Linked DNA regions of Homo sapiens: all the other regions are linked to region 1. A link is a contact called in ENCODE Hi-C or POLR2A ChIA-PET data. All regions are on one chromosome and are shown on one strand. Each heading gives the region's core, a stretch centred on a gene start or an enhancer-like site at or near the end of the contact. The rest is flanking DNA. Distances are from core to core; before and after follow the strand shown.

Region 1 (4,526 bases), core at 555-3,054:
CAAAACATTATTTCAATATGCTTTTCAACCAGAAATAGAAAGCGTAGTTAACATAGTGGAGCATATTTGCCCAGAGACCAAATGCCAGTTCGAATCTCGGCACAGCCACTTACTGACTCTATGATTTATCAACAATCTACTTAACCTATGAACTTCAGCTTCTTGTTTTTTAAACCCCTACCTTCAGGGTTTGCTTATGTATTGGTAATCATATGCTTACAGCAGCTGGCACAGAGTAGGTTGTCAGTAATGAGCCGCTGTAATATTATAGCATGCTGCTTCAAAAAACCACAGGCTAATGACTAGTAATAAAGATATCAGTAGCCTCTTCTACATAATTTTAAAATGTTTTCTAGCGGCCAGGCGCGGTGGGTCACACCTGTAATCCCAGCACTTTGGGAGGCAGAGGCGGGCGGATCACGAGGTCAGGAGATCAAGAACATCCTGGCCAACATGGTGAAACCCCGTCTCTACTAAAAATACAAAAATTAGCCAGGCGTGGTGGCATGCATCTGTAGTCCCAGCTACTAAGGAGGCTGAGACAGGAGAATCGCTTGAACGCAGGAGGCGGAGGCTGCAGTGAGCCGAGATCGATAGCGCCACCGCACTCCAGCCTGGGCGACATAGCGAGTCTCCAAAAAAAAAAAAAAAAAAGTTTTCTAGCTGGTACACACATTTCAAATGGGCATTGTAATACATGTTTTAAACTATAAGCACGCTTTTCTGTGATTGGAATAATTGTCTTCTCTAGTAGGAAACATAAGTAAAAGCATTTTGAAAGTATGATAGGCAAATCTGGATAAATTTAGAATTGAGTTTCTTAGACCAAGGGGCTGATAGTGACAATACTGTGGTTTCTAGAGGCTTCAGTGTATAGCAATAAAAACAGGTCAAAGGAATTTGGAAAGTAGTTTCTATGCGGCTGTAAAGCAAAGAGACAGTTGGGAGAAAAAGGTGAGCTTTCTCTGCTCTTGTTGATCATCATAATCCACGAATGAGTTTTATGTAAGCTCACTTTATCCGACTATAGTTTCAGGAATTAAACAAATGCATTTGTCAAATCACAGGAAGGTTTTTTTGGTGGGAGAAGTATAGCAAATGTAACTGCAATTCACACAGGTTCTCTCAACTTTTTCAATAAAACCGATTCTAGACTCTAGAGCAGAAGGGTAAGTTATTTTCTCCTCCTTCAAACACCCAGTCCTGGAAGTCCCCAACCTGTAGTTGTCATGGAGACCCAATAAGAGACATTCTGTCTCCTATTCTCTTCATACTTCCTCCGACGGACCGGAATGCAAGTTCCTCCTTCTCTTTTCCCACTCAGTTTTCCAATAGTGACCTCAGCTCCAATGCGCTGACTCCTCCAGTCTCCGGGGCTCTGGATCTTCTCCCTCAACATTCGTTTCCTCTCAGAGTTCGTACCCCAAGCCCCTTCGTCCGAGTTCCATTACTCCCTCAACACAATTCTACCCAGGCGATTGAGAGCCCTCTTCCTCTACATCCCCGCTCTGTCCACTCTGCCCAACCCCTGCCCCACGTCCCGCTCACACGCCCCGGCCAGGCCAGACCCCTACCCCAGACCGTTCGGTATCCCCAAGGCCCCGGGGATCCCACTTAGGCAAGCCCCGCTGCTCAGCTCGGCCGCTCCGGGAGTCTGGTTCTTTCCTGTGCTGCTTCTCCCAAGATCTGTCCTCACTCAGCCCCTCTCACCCTCGTAGGACGCACCCGGAGGCCTTCTCGCCCTCACCTTCCCAGTAACTGCTGGTCCCTGCCGCCATCTTTGTCGTCCAACGTCAGCCGGGATAGGGGAGCAGAGGCGATGCAGGCCGGAAAGTCACCATGGTGCGTGTTTCCGCCTTGAGAGCCAGGGCCGACGGGATGCGAGCCTCCGCGGACACTGCCACCTGCTGATCAATTCGTTATCTTACAGCTTTTAAGTAGCGAGAGAGAAAAAACTTCGGCTTTAGCTCCTGTCTTTCATTCCCGCTTTCTGCGCCCCAAACCATCATCATCTCCCTCATCTCGGCTTATCCTTTCTCTCAGCAGGTGCCTACTTGACTGGGAGGAGAATCATCCTCAGGCAACTCCCTCAATTTCCCTCACCTTGTCTCTAATTTGTATCTTCAGCCAATTTCTTCCTTTCTCAGACATAGAGACCCTTTCTTCCCAGAGCCATTTCCTTCATCCTACCTCCCCGCCTGTGCTCCATCATCCACGTTCTTTGGCGTATGCGCTCTTCTCCACTGGCTGCTTTCCTTGTCTACAGCAGTTCTAGTCCCAGCCCTCTTTGTCCTTGTCAGCCGCCACATCTAGAAAGAGTGAGCTAACTGCTTCTACATGCTCTCGGCCTGAGCCCTCAACCTGATAAAATCTGCTGTCCAAACCCACACTTTATAGATACATAAATTATCACAGTCTACCGGTGCTGACTTAATTCTAGTGAAGTGTAGAAACCTTAATTCCTGTAAAGTTCTTTCCCCCACTCATTTATAATATAGTTGTTTTTAAGTATTTCCTCTGCATTCATTGAGGAGAACCACATCAGTGTTACAATATTTGCTTCAAGGGTCAGGCATAAGTTAGAGAATTCAAGAGAAGAGGAAAGCTTACTTGATTTATGCATATTTTACTCTTCTTCGTTCCTAGTGTCCCAAGATTCCTTTTTCTAATCGTTTCCTTTCTGTTTCAAGAATTTCCCTCAGCCATTTTTTTTTTAAAGAGTAGATCAGCTGGTGACAAATTCTATTAGTTTTTCTTCATCTGAGAATGTCTTGATTTCCCTTCATTCTTGGGGGATCGGATATTGTTGCCAGATATACAATCTGAAGTTGACAATTTCTTTCTTCAGCACTTGAAAAATGTGCCAATTCCTTCTGGCCTCCATAGTTTCAGATAAGAAATTGACTAAAATTGGAATTGTTTTTCCACTGTAGCTAAAATACATTTTCTCTCTCACTGCTTTCAAGAACTGTTCTTTAGTTTTCAGAAGTTATGATGTGCCTTGGTGTAGATTTCTTTGGATTTATCCTGTTTGGGATATCCTCAGCTTCTTGATTCTGACATTTATGTCTTCTGCCAAATTTGGGGGATTCTCAACCATTGTTTCTTCCAATACTTTTTCTGTCTCATACTGTTTCTCTTCTTTTTCTGGGAGTCTGATGACGTGAATGCTAGATCTTGTGTTAATGTCCCACATAGCTCTGAAGTTATGCTAATTTTTTTTCAGTCTATTTTCCATCATTCGGATTTGGTACTATCTACTATTCTGTCTTCAGATTTGCTGACAGAAAGTATGTCTTTCCTCTGTTCCCTCCATTCTGCTGTTGAGCCTATTCGTTGAGTTCATGTCAATTATTGCATTTTTCGTATCTAAAACTTCTGTTCAGTTCCTCATTATATCTTCTGTTTCTTTGCTGAGACTCGTTTTATCATTTGTTCTAAGTTTGTTTGTAATTGCTCACTAAAGTATTTTTATTAGAGCTGCTTTAAAGTCCTCATCAGATAATTCCAACATCTGTGTCATCTTGATGTTGGGGTCTGTTGTCTTTTTTTCACTCAAGTCGAAGTTCTCTGGGCTATTGGAATGACAATTTTTATAAATTGTATCCTGATGTTTCAGGTATTTGTTATGAGATTCTGATCTTATTTATGTCTTCTGTTTAAGCAGACTTCCTCTGACACTATGCTGCTGGGGGACATAGGGAAATGCTTGCTACTTCCAGGTGGCAGTGGAAGTTCAGGCTCTCCCTTGGCCTTCACTGATTCCCCAGGGAGGGGGTGCCTTGTTACTGCTCCGCATGTGGTCCCCACTGCCACCATGGCAGGGAGCCTCATTGCTGCTGTGCAATGGACGAGAAGTCCAAGTGGGGGATGGGTGGAGTGCTTCATTAGAGCCAGGTGAGTGTGGAAGCCTAGCCTCCTCACTCAGCCTTTGATGGCAAGGAGTGAAGATGGGCCTCAGTTTTTTCTGTGGCATTTGTCCAGAGTGGTGAAATTATTGTCCAAAAGTATTCTGTCTTGTTAGGATACCTGTTTCCTCATCCCTTGTCTGGAGAGAGAAGGCTTTCCATTTTCCTTTGGACTTTTCTTGTCTGCACCCTTTGGCATTTCTAGGTTGCCAGTTTCTCCAGCACCCAGTATAGGACATAGGAAACAAAAAGGAAACCCAGGGAACTCACCTTCATGTTCTTTACATTCTGAGGTCCTTAGCTGGTCTGCCTTCTTCTTTCCACCTTTTTGAGTCTTTTTAAAAATATATATATATGATTTTTTTTTTTTTTGCTGTGCTTAGTGGGAAAAATAGAAAGAAATACAGCTAATCCATTTTGTCCAGAAGTGAAATTGTTGATTTAATTTTTAAATGTTTTAATTATCGGGCTGGATGTAGTGGTTCATGCCTCTAATCCCAGCACTTTGGGAGGCTGAGGTGGTAGGATTGCTTGAGTCCAGGAGTTTGAGGCCAGCCTGGGCAACATAGTAGGACCTCATCTCTACAAAAAATTTAAACATTAGCCAGGCGTGGTGAT
Region 2 (4,526 bases), core at 1,036-3,535, 670 kb after region 1:
AAATTGTGCACTCAAAATTAAAAGATGAGATTCTCACAGTCACATATTGAAAACAATTATAAGCTAATAATAGCATGGTGTACAAGAAAGATGTTGCCTAGAAGGCCCAGAAATAGACCTTAGTACATGAAAATATTTAGTGTATGATTAAGGTAGAATTTCAAGTCAGTTGGGGAAAATGGATAAATAGCCAGGTAGTGCTGTAATAACAATTAACTATTTGGGGAGAAAATTAAGTTAGATAGCTCTATCTTCAACCATATACCACAATAAATTGTAGATGAATTAATGAACTATTTTCTGGGAAACTTATTTAAATATGCAAGTTAAAAAATAGAAGCTATAAAGATTGCTAGATATGACTATCTAAAATAAAATAAATAGAACCCACTTCTAAAAGCAGATGATGATGATTAGTTCCCTAATTTATGATTATTATTGACAACATTGACCCATTCATCTTTGTTTCTATGAGAATTCTGTTGTGCAGTCTCTAAAATGGTTGCGTATGTGAAAATGTGGGATGGCTATAGCTAAGAATATTCTTGTTTGAGGAATTACTATCTTTTTGTATTTTAAATCAGGGTGTTTGCAGACTGAATCTACATTATAGAAAATGGGGCACCTTGGTTGGAGAATCTGTCCTACAATACTTGTTCTTTCTTTTACATTAGTCATTTATTCAAAATTTTTATTCAGCATTGCTAGGTGCTGAGTATACAGCAGTGATCAAGAGACAGTTCCTGCCTTCAAGCTTATAATATGGAGACCAACAAGTAAACAGGCAGTGTGAGAATTGCTACACTAGAGAACTGTAGAGGGAGTATGGTTGTATTTGGAAAGACCGTGGAACCCAGTCCTAGAGGGATCAAGGAAGGCCTCTGGAGAAAGGGACACCTAAGTTCCAATCTAAAAGATAAGTAGGGCTGGTGGGGTGGCTCATGCCTGTAATCCCAGCACTTTGGGAGGCCGAGGTGGAAGGATTGCTCGGAGCCAGGTGTTCGAAACCAGCCTGGTCAACCAAGCGAGACCCTGTCTCTAAAAAAAATTTTTTTTAATGAGCTGGGCACGGTGGTGTGTGCCTGTAGTCTCAGTTACTCAGGAGGCTGAGGTGGGGGAATCTCTTGAACCTAGGAGTTCAAGGCTGCAGTGAGCTATAATCACACCACTGCCCTGCAGTCTGGGCTTCAGAGTTAGATTTCATCTCATGAATGAGGGAATAAAGGATTAATAGAAGTAGGCAAGCAAAAGGGGGAATGAAGGGTATTCTAGGCAGAGGGAACAGTAAAGTCTGAGACAAGACGGAGTGGTATGTTAGAGATACTACAAGACTTTAAGTACAGCAAAATTCACCTGCAGTTGAAGTGTACCTATATCTGAAACTAAATGATATCATTTTGTAGGATATGGGTAAAAGAAAATACTTGTGATACTAACACTGGTGAGGAGTAGAGGAAAATTAACTTCCAGCTAATGGCAGTCTATCAAGCTACTAAATAGGATTGCTTTTGCATATTTATTTATTTAGAGACAGAGTCTCACTCTGTTGCCCAGGCTGGAGTGCAGTGGTGCAATCTCAGCTGACTGCAACCTCCGCTTCCTGGGTTCAGGTGATTCTTGTGCCTCAACTTCCTGAGTAGCTGGGACTACAGGCGTGTGCCACCACGCATGGCTAATTTTTTTATTTTTAGTAGAGACGAAGTTTTGCCATGTTGGCCAGGCTGGTCTTGAACTCCTGACCTCAAGTGACCTGCCCGCCTCAGCCTCCCAAAGTCCCAGGATTACAGACATGAGCCACCATTCCCAGCCTGCTCATACATCTTTTTTTGACAAGAGATCAAAGCAGAAAAAGGAGTTTATAGTACTTTACAAAATCTAGCCTTAGCCTCTCAAAAGTTTAATGAAATTCTCAACCTTTTTATTTAGTTGTTATCATTCACCTTGTGTTCTAGTTAATGAGAACTGAAGGCTCCTACCAACCCCCACTCCACCATATAACAGCTCCTCAGCCTGCTGAGGCAAATGCACATATCAGAGTCTTTGTCTAGTGGCCTCACCTTACCTCTGACTTTAAAGGGATAAAGAACTTCCCCAGTTGACCAAAATGAAAAGGAAAATCTAGATTGAAATTATGGTCCAGATAGTATACACATAGTTAGACATCAACTTGGGTGGTGGTTAGGATGTGCCTGAGATGAGTGGGGAAGATTGAGGTAAGATAGTCAGTGATGAGTGCTGTTGTTGGCATTCCAGATATGCCTACCACATATAAGCACATGTGGCTGTCAGCTGAGCCAGACTCCCAAAGTATAACTTTTCTACTGGTCTATTTTGCAATTAAGAAGCACGTTAGGCCGGCTGTGGTGGCTCATGCCTGTAATCCCAGCACTTTGGGAGGCCGAGGCGGGCGGATCACCTGAGGTCAGGAGTTCGAGACCAGCCTGGCCAACATGGCGAAACCCCGTCTCTACTAAAAGTACAAAAATTAGCCAGGCGTGATGGCGGGCGCCTGTAATCCCTGTTACTCAGAAGGCTGAGGCAGGAGAATTGCTTGAACCTGGGAGGCGGAAGTTGCAGTGAGCCGAAATTGCGCCACTGCACTCCAGCCTGGGTGACAAGAGCGAGACTCCGTCTCAAAAACAAAACAAAAAAAGAAGCATTTTATACCACAGAAAGATTTTCTGTGAAAGACTGATCTGCTAGCTAAAGACTCTGTCCAAGTTTGAAGGCACTGAAAATGGTCTTTAAACAAAATAATTTTCTCAGAATTTTCTATGAATGCACTGCTTTCTCCAGTTCAACCACAGTGTAAGCTTCGACTCGTCTGCCCTCTAGTGGAGGCCCATAGTTAAATTAGCAGTGTCACTGGCTTTGGAAAAACTACCTAACTTTTCTCGATTGGCTTTCCAAATTGTAGTGTTTCCTAAAAAAAAAAAAAAAAAAAAAAAGCCATCAAAACAACATATTTATAATTTTCTAAGATGCTAATAAATACCTTCCCTGGCTACCTCATAGGATCAGGTTCAAAGTCCTGTCTCCTGCAGCTTATCTTTGCAGCCTACCTTAAGGAAAGCTCTGGGTTTTAACTCAGCTAGTCAGTTCACTGCCACTCCAAGATGTCAAATGTATTTCTACTGCTCTTCCCTTTTCTTCATCTCTCTTCTGAATTCCTGTGACATGTACTTCCTGTGCCATACATTTATACTGTATATTTTGGAACAACTTTTCAGATAAAACAGGCAGATGAACTCCCCTTCAGGCAGATGAACTCCTTGAGTATGGTACTGTTTCACACTTTTCTGTGTCCCCTATAGACTCCAGCAGCTCTCAGTGAGTATATTGATTATTTGCTGTTCAGAGATATTCAATATCCTCTTTTCCTCTATTGATAGCTGAAAAGGTAATTGTCTAGATTTAAATATAAATAGTAAAATATTAACGTAGTAACAATTCATTTCCCCCTAATGAAAACTGTCTTAGCAGTATACCTACATCTTAAATATTCTAATTTCTTTTTTACTTGGGCCACTAACTGTATTTCCCTACTTTGTAGTTTGAAAGTGATTTTAGAAAGTTTGAGAAAATTATGCTGTTCATTTAGGAGTATTTGTTAAGTAATCGGTGTTGCTTCATTATCCTTCTTTACATGTTCTTCGTCCTTATTTCTAGATAATGTTTCCTTTTGTAACCTTGGTTAGTCCTCTTGTTCTTTATATCCATGAACAATTAGAATGTTTAATGCTACAAGAAACATAACAGATGGATTTTATTTAGCCTCTTCCAGGTGTTATGAGTGCTTCTCATTGTTTAAGTTTCTTGTGGAAGCGTGGTAATCACGTGTAGCAGAGGCCTGGTGCTAAACCCAGATGCCAGGCTAAGCAATTGGTATAGCTGGTAGGACAGACGAATAAGAAAACATATATGGGCAAAAGAGGCATACAGGTAGGATCCCCCAGGTGAAGCTAAGATCACAGTTAAGAGTTTTAAACCAAAGTTTAGAGAACAGAAGAGATGTGGCTATAAGTAGAGGAGGAGATATTCAAAATATTTCACAACTAGTATGGTATAGCCATCAACCAATCAGAAAAGATGGGAGCAAGACCTGGACGTCCCCTGCTGCACTAGGCATTTACCTGGTTGTGGCTGGATCATGACACACTCAGAGGGGCTCCAGGCAGTCACTATTTCAATATTTTAACAGTTAGTACAGCTGTATCAGTATGTATTGGCTGAACATAAGACTCTATGTCCATATTGAGGGCTCAGGCTACAATGAAGGAAATGGACCAAGTGTGGGGTCTTCAGAAAGTGGGATCTGGAATTTCACCTGAATGGAAGGGAGCAGAATCTGGAGCATTCCTTTAACACAAGAGGAGCAACCTGTTCTGGTAGAAGGTGTTATTTGACCTTTTCAGACAGAATCCTGACTTGGCTGTGTACTCTTAGGTTACTTTGAGCAAATTATCTCACTTCCATGAGGCAGATTCATCAACTGAAAAATAAGGCTATAATCATACCTACATGGC
Region 3 (4,526 bases), core at 876-3,375, 620 kb before region 1:
TTTTAACAGATGGTGGTGAGTTTGATTCCACAATATGCATAACAAACAACGAAGCCTTAAGGTCTTTTAAAGCTAGGGACAGAAGGAGAAACACTTTCTTGCTTTACTGGGTATATAATCAAAATCATTCCTCCTTTTTTTTTTTTTTTTTTTTTGGAGACAAGAGTCTCGCTCTGTCGCCCAGGCTAGAGTGCAGTGGTGTGATCTCAGCTCACTGCAACCTCCACCTCCCGGATTCAAGCAATTCTCCTGCCTCAGCCTCCCGAGTAGCTGGGATTACAGGCGCCCGCCACCATGCCCAGCTAATTTTTGTATTTTTAGTAGAGACGAGGTTTCTCCATGTTGGTCAGGCTGGTCTCAAACTCCTGACCTCAGGTGATCCACCTGCCTTGGCATCCCAAAGTGCTGGGATTACAGGCGTGAGCCACCGCGCCCAGCCCAAAATCATTCCTCTCTTAAGTATCTTTTTCCAATATGGCAAATAAGCCTAGAGATGAACAGGTAAGAAGTAAAAAAATAAAATTAAGAAAAAACTGAAAAAAATTTTTAATTTTTAAAATTTAAGGAGAATTGCGGCGTGGATCCTTCAATTTCCTACATCCAGATTCTGCTGTCCACAAGGTTCAGCTTTGGAAGTCTTCTATGTGCCTTTTAAATCCTTTCTTAAAATTACAGAGTCTTTTCTACCAAGTTTTAAATCTAACGCTCTATCAATAATGTAATCTTTTATATGCAGTAACATTATACTTCAGATGGATTAGTAGTTTAGTTTAGATGCCTTTGGGTCTGGAAGCATACGAATGGATAAAACAATTCCTTCAAGTCTCTGACAGCTTCATAACTCTATTTTATCTACATAGCTTCTTCTCAACTTCCTCTGTCTATTCCAAGATATTTTCCAGGTAGGTCTGAAACGCTGAGTCCCGTAAAGAAATGTTTATGCATCAAATAACAGAAGAGCTCTTCCCCCACCCCTTCAGCTCCCATAATGTTTTACCATTATATCCAGTAAACAAAATAGGTTGACTCAATCTTAAACAATTCCCCCATCACAGGAAGCCCACTGCACCCACAGCTGCAGAAAGCATCCCTTAAACCATCCCCAACTACCTACAGCAACACAAAGTTAAACCAATTTCCACTGACAAAAGGCTATGTGTGCATTTATTCTAATCAGCCCCAGGATTTATTGTGTGAAACTCAGGCGATAAAAAGTCACCTCCTCAAGCTACAAAACTTTTTTTTCATCCCAAATATTCTCAATGAAAGTTCTCTTGTCAACCAGGAGAGAGTCAAAAACAACCACAAACACTAGCAGAATGATCCGCTCCAGGACCACATCCCAGCTGGCTTTGCTCTGTTGTCGGTGGCTCTGAAGCAGTTTCTCACTTTCCTTTCACCCTTCTCCCCTTTACTCCCCAACATTCTCACTCGAGAATGCATCACATCCTCAGACCGCTGGCAAAAAAAAAAGGGGGGGGGGAAGAGACTGCAATTATCAAGGAAGGGGAAGATATTTCAGAACCACGGTTTCCACTGCAAACGGCAATAAAAAAAAAAGGCAGTCTGTGTCATCAGGATATGGGGGACGACGTTGTAGGGCATCACAAAGATGTGCAGTGAGTGTGCACTTGAAGCTCTCGGGGCAGGATGAGACGATGGAGCAGAAAGTAAGAAAACCTGTGCCTTCCTTGCTTTCTTCTGCTCTTCCCCCTCCAGGAGAGGAAGCTGAAGAAACTGGGGGAGGGGCGGAATGTTATCGTTCTCCTATTGAGGGTATATAAGACAGGCCTTAGGGTTCGCTCGTCCCCAGTTAGGAGGGTCACGGAGGGAAGAGGAAGAGAGAACCCCTAAACGTTACCCACCTCTGCTCAAAAACAAAAGTAAGGGGGTAATTATTAAATCCAGATGGCGCGCCCCTAAAGGCGCCCCCAGGTCACTCATCCCCATTTCCAAGCGGAAGGGCTGGGATAAAGGGGATGGAGGGTCGGAGGCTGGTCAGGGACAAGGCCCCACCCCCCGACTTAGGAGGGAAAGGGTGCCCAAGCTCCCAGCTGTCCCCTCCTACCCCTCACCTCCCGCCTTGGCCACCCCCACTTATCCCCCCTTCCCTTCTCTTCCCTTCCCTTCCTTTCCTCCAGAGCCTGAGGCAGCCGCGGGGGAGGCGGCCGCTCCTACCTCCCCTCACCTACTCTGTCCCCACCCCCACTCCGCTCCCACCTCCCGCCCGCCACGGGCCGGTTACCTGCTCGTCGAAGCGGCTGACCACGGCCTGGACCCATTCCACCGGCCTGTGCGCGGCCATGTCCTCCCCGCGGCCGGGGGGCGGCGGAGGGAAGGGTGGGCCGGCGCCCTGGGCCGGGAAGAGGGCGGGGAGCGGAGGCTGAGGTGAGGGAAGAGGCAAGGAGAGGGTCTGTGGAGTGCAGGCTCCCAGTGTTCCCACGGGGGTGGGGATGGGGGGTCAGCGCCGAGCGGGAGGGGGAGAGGGAAAGGGGGCGTTGGCAAGGAGGCTGGGGGGAGGGGGATAGGGGAAGGGGACCCGGGGAGGGGAGGGGGCCTCTTGGTCGCTCTCCCCACTAGCGCCGTCTCCCCACAGCCATCACAGTCCGAGACGCCGCCATGACACCCCACCGGAAGTGGGATCCTTTCCACGGCCCGGGGAGAGGGAGCGCGAGCGAGCTAGAGATTGAGAGCGCGGCTGGGAAAGGGGAGGGGGAAGCGAGAGGGAAGGCGGCCTGCCGCGCATGCGCCCGCGCCGGCCGGTTTCATTAATGAAAAAGCGAGTCCTCCTGGAGGTGACGTCATCTAACTCCTCTGGGCCGTCTGGCGAGCGTCCCTCACCGCCGTGGGGCTCACCTAGACTGGCGCTGGGCTCAGCTGGCGAGTGCCAGAGCTGACCCGGGAGCATCCACTCCCATCCCCACCGCCCCCTACAGCTGTCCCCTCCCCCGCCGGCCTCCGGGTTTGGATTGCTCCCGGAGTTGGAAGTTAGGGCGCCCTGGGGCTAGCCTTTCTCCCAGCGCGCGGATCTCTGCCGCTAATCTCCTGGGGAGGCTGTGCTCTCAGCTTAAGCTCTCAGAAAAAATAAGGTACACGACCTCCGATTTTCAGGTTCTTCGTAGCTTGGTAGACTGCTGAGAAACAAAAAAGGAAGGCCAAAGAGAGATTCCGTGATTTTTTTTTTTTAGAGGTCGCTTAAATCCCAATGCTAGACCCGGTGGCAATCAAGGTCTAGCCACCAGGTCTAGCATTGGGATTTAAGCCCAGCTTTCCTCTGCAAAACTCATAGCCATCCAAGTTAATATAACTATTGCACAGTTGATGAGAGATTCAAGTTTCACCACCCTCAAAACACCTTTAAGGCCTTGCATTCATTATTAATTCAATATATTCATCGTCTTATTTAAATCCTTGAACAAACCTTTTCAATACATATCATTAACTTCATGAACTGATGAATACGTCACGTCCCCACCCCCGTGGGAACGCTGGGAGCCTGCACTCCTCCCTCAGACCTTTGATTTGCCCAAGGTCTGAGTTGACAGGTGGCAAAGTCAGGATGTAAACCAACGTGGTTTAACTCCTAGAACAATAGAGGTAGACTATGGGTCTCCTAAAACAAAGTCCTTCCCTATACCTCCAATACCAGAGTTGAAAGGATTTCATGTGTAATTGGGTTGTGCCAGTTTTCCAGGAAGAGGATTACATCCAAAACAACGGATAATCTATGTCTGACATTGGACTTTGGAATGACTAATTTTTTTTTTTTTTTTTTAAGACAGAGTCTCACCCTGTCACCCAGGCTGGAGTGCAGAGGCGCGATCTCGGCTCACTGCAACCTCCGCCTCCCGGTTGAAGTGATTCTTCTGCCTCAGCCTCCCGAGTAGCTGGGACTACAGGCATGCGCCACCACAGCCGGCTAATTTTTGTATTTTTAGTAGAGACGGTGTTTCACCATATTGGCCAGGCTGGTCTTGAACTCCTGACCTCATGATCCGCCCACCTCAGCCTCCCAAAGTACTGGGATTACAGGTGTGAGCCACCGCACCTGGCCTGGAATGAGTAATTTTAAAATTTGTCTTCCTCGATACATTTTACCTAGGCAAATGTTTTTGTTTTTCAGAGACAAGGTCTGACTCTGTGCAGTGGAGTGCAGTGGCTCAATCATAGCTCACTCCAGCCTCAGACTCCTGGGCCGAAGTGATCCTCCCACCTCAAGCTCCTGAATAGCTGGGACTACAGGTGAGTGTCACCCTGCTTTGGCTAATTTTTTTTTTTTTTTTTTTTTTGGTAGAGACACAGTCTTGCTATGTTGCCCAGGCTGGTCTGGAACTCCTGGCCTCAAGTGATCCCCCTGCCTTGGCCTCCCAAAGTGCTGGGATGACAGGGGTGAGCTACCACACAGGCCCCTAGGCCAATGTTAAAATGAATTTACACATTCCAAGCACGCGCTAATCAGCCAGTTAAGCCACACAGACACTGGGTGATAAGGGAGAACAAAACTAGAATTTTAATTTTCCTACAGA

Evidence for each region. A loop is a pair of places that touch in the nucleus more often than their neighbours do. ChIA-PET counts read pairs that join two places held with the same protein, here RNA polymerase II (POLR2A). Pooled maps may share reads with other maps.
Region 2: a loop to region 1 is called in a pooled map, with 3 times the contacts of the local background. The contact joins the enhancer-like site here to the promoter of GOSR1 in region 1. A Hi-C loop is called at or near these places in 1 of 50 pooled maps. POLR2A ChIA-PET finds 5 or more read pairs at or near these places in 3 of 52 experiments (HEK293T, activated T-cell and activated naive CD4-positive, alpha-beta T cell).
Region 3: a map of naive thymus-derived CD4-positive, alpha-beta T cell shows a loop between it and region 1 (4-fold over the local background). The contact joins the promoter of MIR4733HG here to the promoter of GOSR1 in region 1. A Hi-C loop is called at or near these places in 1 of 168 maps with a recorded cell type or tissue (naive thymus-derived CD4-positive, alpha-beta T cell) and 6 of 50 pooled maps. POLR2A ChIA-PET finds 5 or more read pairs at or near these places in 2 of 52 experiments (OCI-LY7 and activated T-cell).

The regions. Positions count from the first base shown.
Region 1 is chr17:30,474,686-30,479,211 of GRCh38, reverse strand. GOSR1 (golgi SNAP receptor complex member 1) reads right to left here and starts at 1,804. Exons shown (of 9, transcript NM_001007025.2): 1 at 1,748-1,804. The coding sequence starts at 1,778. RefSeq lists enhancers at 1,541-1,760, 1,911-2,060.
Region 2 is chr17:29,806,255-29,810,780 of GRCh38, reverse strand. All of the region lies in intron 2 of SSH2 (slingshot protein phosphatase 2), which reads left to right. Among named protein-coding and RNA genes, the nearest start is that of SSH2, 120 kb to the left of the region's middle. RefSeq lists an enhancer at 677-736. Within about 2 kb of position 2,285, at least 9 of the 41 ENCODE cell types and tissues checked have a DNase peak (open chromatin) inside an H3K27ac peak, as active enhancers do.
Region 3 is chr17:31,093,089-31,097,614 of GRCh38, reverse strand. MIR4733HG (MIR4733 host gene) reads left to right here and starts at 2,125. Exons shown (of 4, transcript NR_186435.1): 1 at 2,125-2,388; 2 at 4,124-4,242. It overlaps NF1 (neurofibromin 1), which reads right to left and starts at 2,638. Exons shown (of 58, transcript NM_001042492.3): 1 at 2,246-2,638. The coding sequence starts at 2,305. MIR4733 (microRNA 4733) reads left to right here and starts at 3,190; the gene lies at 3,190-3,265. It overlaps LOC124903974 (a long non-coding RNA gene), which reads right to left. Exons shown (of 2, transcript XR_007065704.1): 2 at 4,488-4,526. RefSeq lists silencers at 2,234-2,283, 2,324-2,393, cis regulatory regions at 2,249-2,559, 2,786-3,025, an enhancer at 2,628-2,645 and a promoter at 2,633-3,058.